Regions from separate parts of the Homo sapiens genome. Here region 2 is linked to region 1. Evidence: chromatin contacts called from ENCODE Hi-C or POLR2A ChIA-PET data. All regions are on one chromosome and are shown on one strand. The core of a region is the stretch at or near the end of the contact, and the rest is flanking DNA. Distances in the headings are between cores, read along the strand shown.

Region 1 (3,368 bases), core at 746-3,245:
TACAGTAAGATGGAAGGAATCAATTCAGTGTTTGACAGCAGAGTAGGATGACTATACTCAACAAAACTGCTGTACTTGGGTGACGGACACTCTGAGTCCCCTGACTTGATCATTATGCATTATATACCTGTAAAAAATGTCTTAGCTACCCCATAAATTTGAGCAAATAAAAAAAAAATTGTAGCATGGTAGTTGTCTGGGGCTGAGGCAGGGCAGGGTGATAAGGAATTGTTCAGATGATATAGAGTTTCAGATTTGCAAGATGAAAAGATTCTAGGCATCTGTGGCACAACAGTGTGAAATACTTCATACAATTGTACACTTACGAATGGTTATGAGGATGAAAAAATGCTTGGGCCATTAAGTAAATTGCGAATTGAGATTTAAAATGAAAATAATCTAAAATGGCAGGCGTTGTTGGACCCCATAGTTAGCAATCATCTTGCTAACCTTAGAGAGAATCACATTGCTGGTTAACGTAGGCTCTGCCTCCAGAGGGTCAGTCACTAACAGTGGGGGCTTATATAATTTAAAGTGCCCTTCTCTGGTCATCAGCACTGCCTTCTCCAGCAGTGTTGGGGTCCACCCATTTGCCATTTGGCTCATAATGCTTTTTTTTTCTTTTCTTTGTTTTTTTTTTTTTAAGAGACAAGGTCTTTCTGTGTCATGCAGGCTGGAGTATATTGGTGCAGTTATAGCTTATTGTGGCTTCTAACTCCTAGGCTCAAGCAATCCTCCTGCCTCAGCCTTCTGAGTAGCTGGAACTGCAGGCATGTACCACCATACCTAACTATTTTTGCTTATTTTTTGTAGAGATGAGATCTCACTGTGTTGCCCAAGCTGATCTCAAACTCCTGGCCTAAAGCTTTTCTCCCACCTCAGCCTCTCGAAGTGCTGAGATTACAGGCATGAGCCACCATGCCAAGCCTACAGTGCTTTAAGTCTGATAGCTACCACATTACTCAGTGATACACATTTTTAGCATGACCATTAGACCATGAGCTTCTTGAGGAAGAAACCACCACATCTAACACATCTTCAATTTCCCTTCCTTAAATTCCAACTCGATAGCATGATACCACTCATCAAATGTTTGCTAATTAAATACATTCTACTTTTTTCCACAGTTTTCAACATCTTTTATGTAGCCATTGATGGGGCAAAAACTTGTAAGAACAGAGAGGGTTGACTGTTTTAAGCTCTGCGTAAAAGTCTTCATGTCGTTCCCTGTTAACATCTGGTGGAGAAAAAGGGAGGGAAGAACTGCATATTTATTGCTGTGTTTACAATGATACAACAAAGACATTCAGTTATAGTGCTCTAAGATAAAAAAAAAAAGCTTGAACTGCAATTTATAATAATCCTTCCTTAATCTATTTATGGTTTTAAAATAGCCAGAAGTCTATGAGAGCAGCCTGGCCAACCTGGTGAAACCCCATTTTTGCTAAAAATACAAAAATTAGCAGGCTGTGGTGGTGCACACCTGTAATCCTAGCAACTTGGGAGGCTGAGGCAGGAGAATTGCTTGAACTCGGGAGTCAGAGGTTGCAGTGAGCCGAGATTGTGCCACTGCGCTCCAGCCTGGGTGACAGAGATTCTGTCTCCAAAAAAAAAAAAAAAAAAAAAAGGTAGTAGTAACAAGGATTCTGGAACCATCAGGTTCCTTTTAAAACATGTGACTGTTACCCATAAGAAAGTTAAAACTAGCTTAACAGGTCGATTGCCAAGATAAATATAACCATAAATAAACAGAGAGCAATGTGTAATTTTGTTCCCAAGTACTTGGTGTTACTCAGAAAAGAGCCTGTGAGAGGAGCAAGAGAGAGTTCAATTGCTCTTGATAACTCAGGCAGAGATCTGCACCCATGTGACTAAGAGGCAGAAAGCACATCTCAAAGTTAGAGTACAGGAGACAAGGCCCATGCCTTCGTCACTGGGATGGGTGGGGATGCAACCTGACCTGCCATGGCAACTGCTGTGAGATCAAGCAAGTGTGTCAATGCCAGTCATATCCCAGGCAGCTCTGCAGTCCCTGGACATCTCAAATCTACCTTACAGCAGTCACCAACAAGTGACAAACAACTAAGCTGATAGTGACCATGTAAAATAGTGTAAGACCGCACATAACTACAGAGGAGGCAAAGACACTTGTTTCATTACTTTCCATTCAGATTCCTCACAACACCCTGAACTGCTCCACGGCAGGTGCTGTGTGCCCCAGTTGCCTGTGCCCATCACAAGGGCTAGAGTAGGGAAAGACAGGTCCAGGAACCTTGTGCTTTATACGTAACAGCTTATTCAATTATCACTGGAATCCTGTCAAACAGAGGTTAGTGTCCTTTTACAAATGGCAAAACTTAGCTTCACCTGTAATTTATCAAAAAGTCAGGCAGCCATTCCATGGCAGAGATGGAATCCAAATCCAGGTTTCTGAGCAGTTGCATAGAGAATGCATGACCCCTGCCCCTGCAATATTTCCCTTCTGATAATTCCCAGGAAAAGATTTGTTGACCCTTCGACGAAGGTTTCAGATTTGGAAGGATGGAGGTAATGAGAATGGAAATGGAAAATGCAGAGAAGAAAGGGTTTAAAGGAAAAGACTGGGAGCTCAATTTTAAGTGGGTGGCAGAACCGACAGAGATCCAAAAAGAGGACCTGAGATCCAAGCACTAGGGAGAGAGGCGAAGACCAAAGACACTAACTATAAGTGACGGCTGAAGCCTGGAGAAGTATGAGAGAATAGAAGGGAAGATGGCAGTGGTTTAAAGCTCGCTCCTGAGGTGAAACCCTTCATTCAAAGGAAAATGCACATAAAGGTCCCAATACATAAAATATGTGTGGCTGGGCACAGTGGCTCATGCCCGTAATCCCAGCACTTTGGGAGGTTGAGGTGGGTGGATCACCTGAGGTCAGGAGTTCGAGACCAGCCTGGTCAACAGGGTGAAGCCCCATCTCTACTAAAAATACAAAAAATTACCTGGGTGTGATGGCATGTGCCTGTAATCCCAGCTACTTGGAAGGCTGAGGCAGGAGAACGACTTGAACCCGGGGGGCAGAAGTTGCAGTCAGCTAAGATCGTGCCACTGCAATCTAGCCTGGGTAATAAGAGTAAAACTCCATCTCAAAAAATAAAAAATAAAAATACAACACAATAAAATAAAACATGTGAAGGTAGCATTGTTCTGGCTGAATCCTGGGTACAACGCACAGACCACAGCCTGCTGGGCATCCCTAAGCCTCTGCAGTGACTCCAGAAGAATCCATGGATCTCTTGGGGCTCTACAGAGCTCAGTCTGGAAACCAATGACATGCCTAAAGCAACAAACATCAGGAGGCCAAGGCCTGAGCATTTGGTTGAATGGACTTCC
Region 2 (3,348 bases), core at 710-3,209, 52 kb before region 1:
TACTAAGCAGTAGGGGAATTCAAAGATGAACATAACAAAACAGGAAATCAGAATCTTGTAGAGGAGACAGGCTTACAAACAATTGCAATGCATTGTGAGTACTTTAGCATAGTTAAGAACAAAAAATGGAAGTTTTGCAAAGTTGGGGTTGATAGACTGTGCCTGGGGAGGGGTTTAGAAGAGGAGCAAGTTGGCAGCAAAGTTCCCAAGGGAGGACCCATTTGAGTTGGGTTGAGGGGACAAATAAATTGGGCTCCCAGGTTCCTGACTGCCACTGTCAATGGAGAATAGTAAATTATTTTCCAATTTCTCCTACTGCAGCCCACCAGATTCTCCTTCCCTAGAAATCCTGCAGCAATTAACGCGTATGTTAGTCAAATGGCATCTGACATCTACTGTTTTGCATTGCTCTGTATCTTTTACGTAGGTCTAGTCTTACTAGACTGTAAATTCACCAAACTGCAAGCTTTTTGAGGTAGGAACCACCTCCTATTGTTTTCCCAGTTGCTGGCATACACCAGACACCAATAAATATTTGTGGACCTCAAAGTTAGACTTAACACTCTCTGGGAACACAGACAGTCTTCAAGTGTGAAATTGCCAATACTGAATTTGAACACCAGTGTTGATGCCAGTTAGTAAATATTTGAATCTTGTGGCAAAAGGAGAATGCAAAGTGAATTTATTATTTCAATTGAATTACTTTAGAATAGATTATTTCAGAGTTTTCAAAAAATGACAATGTTTTTCTGTTTCATCCTATTCCATTTATTTATTTAACAAACACAGAGTCTTGCTCTGTTGCCTGGGCTGTAGTGCAGTGTTGTGATCTTGGCTCACTGCAACTTCCGCCTCCTGAGTTTAAGCAATTCTCCTGCCTCAGCCTCCCTAGCAGCTGGGATTACAGGCACCTGCCACCATGCCCGGCTAATTTTTGTATTTTTAGTAGAGACAGGATTTCACCATGTTGGCCAGGCTGCTCTCAGCTCCTGACCTCAAGTGAACCGCCCGTCTCGGCCTCCCAAAGTGCTGGGATTACAGGTGTGAGAACCACACCCAGCCTCATCCTATTCCACTGAAAACATTATTTCCACATTATTCGGACATTATTAAATTCCATAGTTTGTTTAGACATGCTTCAATCCGGGGCCCAGTTTATTAACATATTTCTAATAGTTGTGGGTCTGGAACTTGTCTCCCTACCAGGAGCTAGAATTTTTAGATGAAAGATTGTGAAGTCCCATTAAAGTGTGAATCTCTTATTCCTTCAGAAATTGCTAGTATCTACAATGGATTCTCAAATTAACAGCTACAAACGAAATCAATTTTCTTACATCTGCCAAAACACCAGGAGAGAACCTTCTATGTAGGACTTTCATATAATTCAAAAATTAACAACCATGACCAAAAAACCAAGCTGATGAGAAATACAGGTAAAATATTGACAGGCTGAGGCAGGAGCATTGCTTGTGGTCAGGAGTTTGAGACCAGCCTGGGCAACATAGTGAGACCTCGTCTCTGTAAAAAATTTAGCTGGGCATGGTGGTGTGCTGGGACCTGTAGTCCCAGCTATGCAGAAGGCTGAGGCTGGAGGGTTGCTTCAGTCCAGAAGTTTGAGGCTGCAGTGAGCTATGATCATGTCACTGCACTCTAGGCTGGGTGACAGAGCGACACTGTCTCTAAAAAATAAAAAATATATAGATTAAATAGGCAAAAGACGAACTCCAGCTTTAGTGTCTGGAAGTTATAACTCTACTTCAATGGTTGAAAGGTTTTATTTGCTACTTAGGGATTCTTGGCTTCGTGCACCGTAACTGGAATGTCAGATAAGTCATCCCCAGGGTAGGGAGGTGTGCCTGTATGTGTTTGTCAAGTGTTGTCACTCTCTTGGGAGGTTTAGATAATTTTATTAAGTGCCAAAATGTTCAGTAACAAAACCTTTATAAAGAAGTTGGGGCCGGGCGCAGTGGCCCACGCCTGTAATCCCAGCACTTTGGGAGGCTGAGGCAGGCAGATCACTTGAGGTCAGGAGTTCGAGAGCAGCCTGGGAAACATGGTGAAACCCTGTCTCTACTAAAAATACAAAAATTAGCTGGGCGAGGTGGTGGATGCTGTAATCCCAGCTACTCGGGAGGCTGAGGCAGGAGAACTACTTGAACCTGGGAGGCAGAGGTTGCAGTGATCTGCAATCATGCCACTGCACTCTAGCATGGTTGACAAAGGGAGAGGCCATCTTGAAAAAAAAAAAAAAAAGAAGAAGTTGGATGACGTACTTATCTTTGGGATCAACAAGACTAAAAGGGAATGTGGAACACTGTGCTTCCTTTTGCATGCATCCTGGGAGGAAGTAACCAGGACCACATGAAGGTAGGGTAATGCTATGGAGAGAAGAGGAACACACGCTTGGGACTAGAAGGTGGAACGAGGGTGCTCCAAAAACTCAACCTGCGGCAAGAAGCAGGATTACACTCTCATCTTCTCATCTGTACATTTTTTCCCAGGTGATTTTATTTGCCTCCATGGCTTCAAGTACATCCTATCATGGATGATTCCTATATGTACATATTTAGCCCTGAAGTCTTGTTTCTAGTTTATTTATTTTTACTGAGACAGAGTCTTGCTTTGTCGCCCAGGCTGGAACACAGTGGCATGATCTTGGCTCACTGCAAACTCCCACTCCCAGGTTCAAGCAATTCTCCTGCCTCAGCCTTCTGAGTAGCTAGGACTACAGGTGTGCATCACCAAGCCCAGCTAATTTTTATATTTTTAGTACAGATGGGGTTTCACTATGTTGGCCAGGCTGGTCTTGAACTCCTGACCTCAGGTAATCTGCCTGCCTCGGCCTCCCAAAGTGCTGGGATTACAGGCGTGAGCCACCATGCCCGGCTGTTTCTAGTTTTCTATATCCAACCACCTCCAAGAATATCCATCTGATCCTCCCACAGCTCAACAAGTCCCAAGACGAAGTCACCTGTTCAAAGCCTGGCCTTCCCATCTGCCCCATTCTGTTGAATATCCCTTTAACCTGGACTCCTTCCTCTTGGTTCTTTCCCACTTTGCATTGGTTCACTAGAATCTGCATGTTCTAACCACTAAATACATAGTTTTAAAATGCCTCCCCTCCTCTCCCATTCCTACCGCCCCTGCGTAAATGCAGATGCTGTCAATTTTCTCCAGTTTAACTTTTTGAACACGTTGGAAAGGAATAAGAGCAGAAGCAGAGTCCAGATGAGAGTGGATGGTGGCTTGGAGATGTGTGGTAGTGGTGAAGCTGGGTGTATTTTAGAGTTATTATAGAAACAACAGGGCTTATTGATGGCTAGGGCCATTATTGAAAAGGGGGAGCCT

The links. A loop is a pair of places that touch in the nucleus more often than their neighbours do. ChIA-PET counts read pairs that join two places held with the same protein, here RNA polymerase II (POLR2A). Pooled maps may share reads with other maps.
Region 2: a loop to region 1 is called in a map of Right ventricle myocardium inferior, with 2.7 times the contacts of the local background. The contact joins two enhancer-like sites. A Hi-C loop is called at or near these places in 6 of 168 maps with a recorded cell type or tissue (GM12878, Right ventricle myocardium inferior, ascending aorta and 3 more), 19 of 37 single-sample maps with no recorded cell type and 13 of 50 pooled maps. POLR2A ChIA-PET finds 5 or more read pairs at or near these places in 2 of 52 experiments (GM12878 and Panc1).

The regions. Positions count from the first base shown.
Region 1 is chr10:18,412,743-18,416,110 of GRCh38, reverse strand. The region is part of intron 3 of CACNB2 (calcium voltage-gated channel auxiliary subunit beta 2); the gene reads right to left. Among named protein-coding and RNA genes, the nearest start is that of CACNB2-AS1, 120 kb to the left of the region's middle. Within about 2 kb of position 1,995, at least 2 of the 41 ENCODE cell types and tissues checked have a DNase peak (open chromatin) inside an H3K27ac peak, as active enhancers do; they include heart right ventricle, where a contact is called at or near this core.
Region 2 is chr10:18,464,588-18,467,935 of GRCh38, reverse strand. The region is part of intron 3 of CACNB2 (calcium voltage-gated channel auxiliary subunit beta 2); the gene reads right to left. Among named protein-coding and RNA genes, the nearest start is that of CACNB2-AS1, 73 kb to the left of the region's middle. Within about 2 kb of position 1,959, at least 2 of the 41 ENCODE cell types and tissues checked have a DNase peak (open chromatin) inside an H3K27ac peak, as active enhancers do; they include heart right ventricle, where a contact is called at or near this core.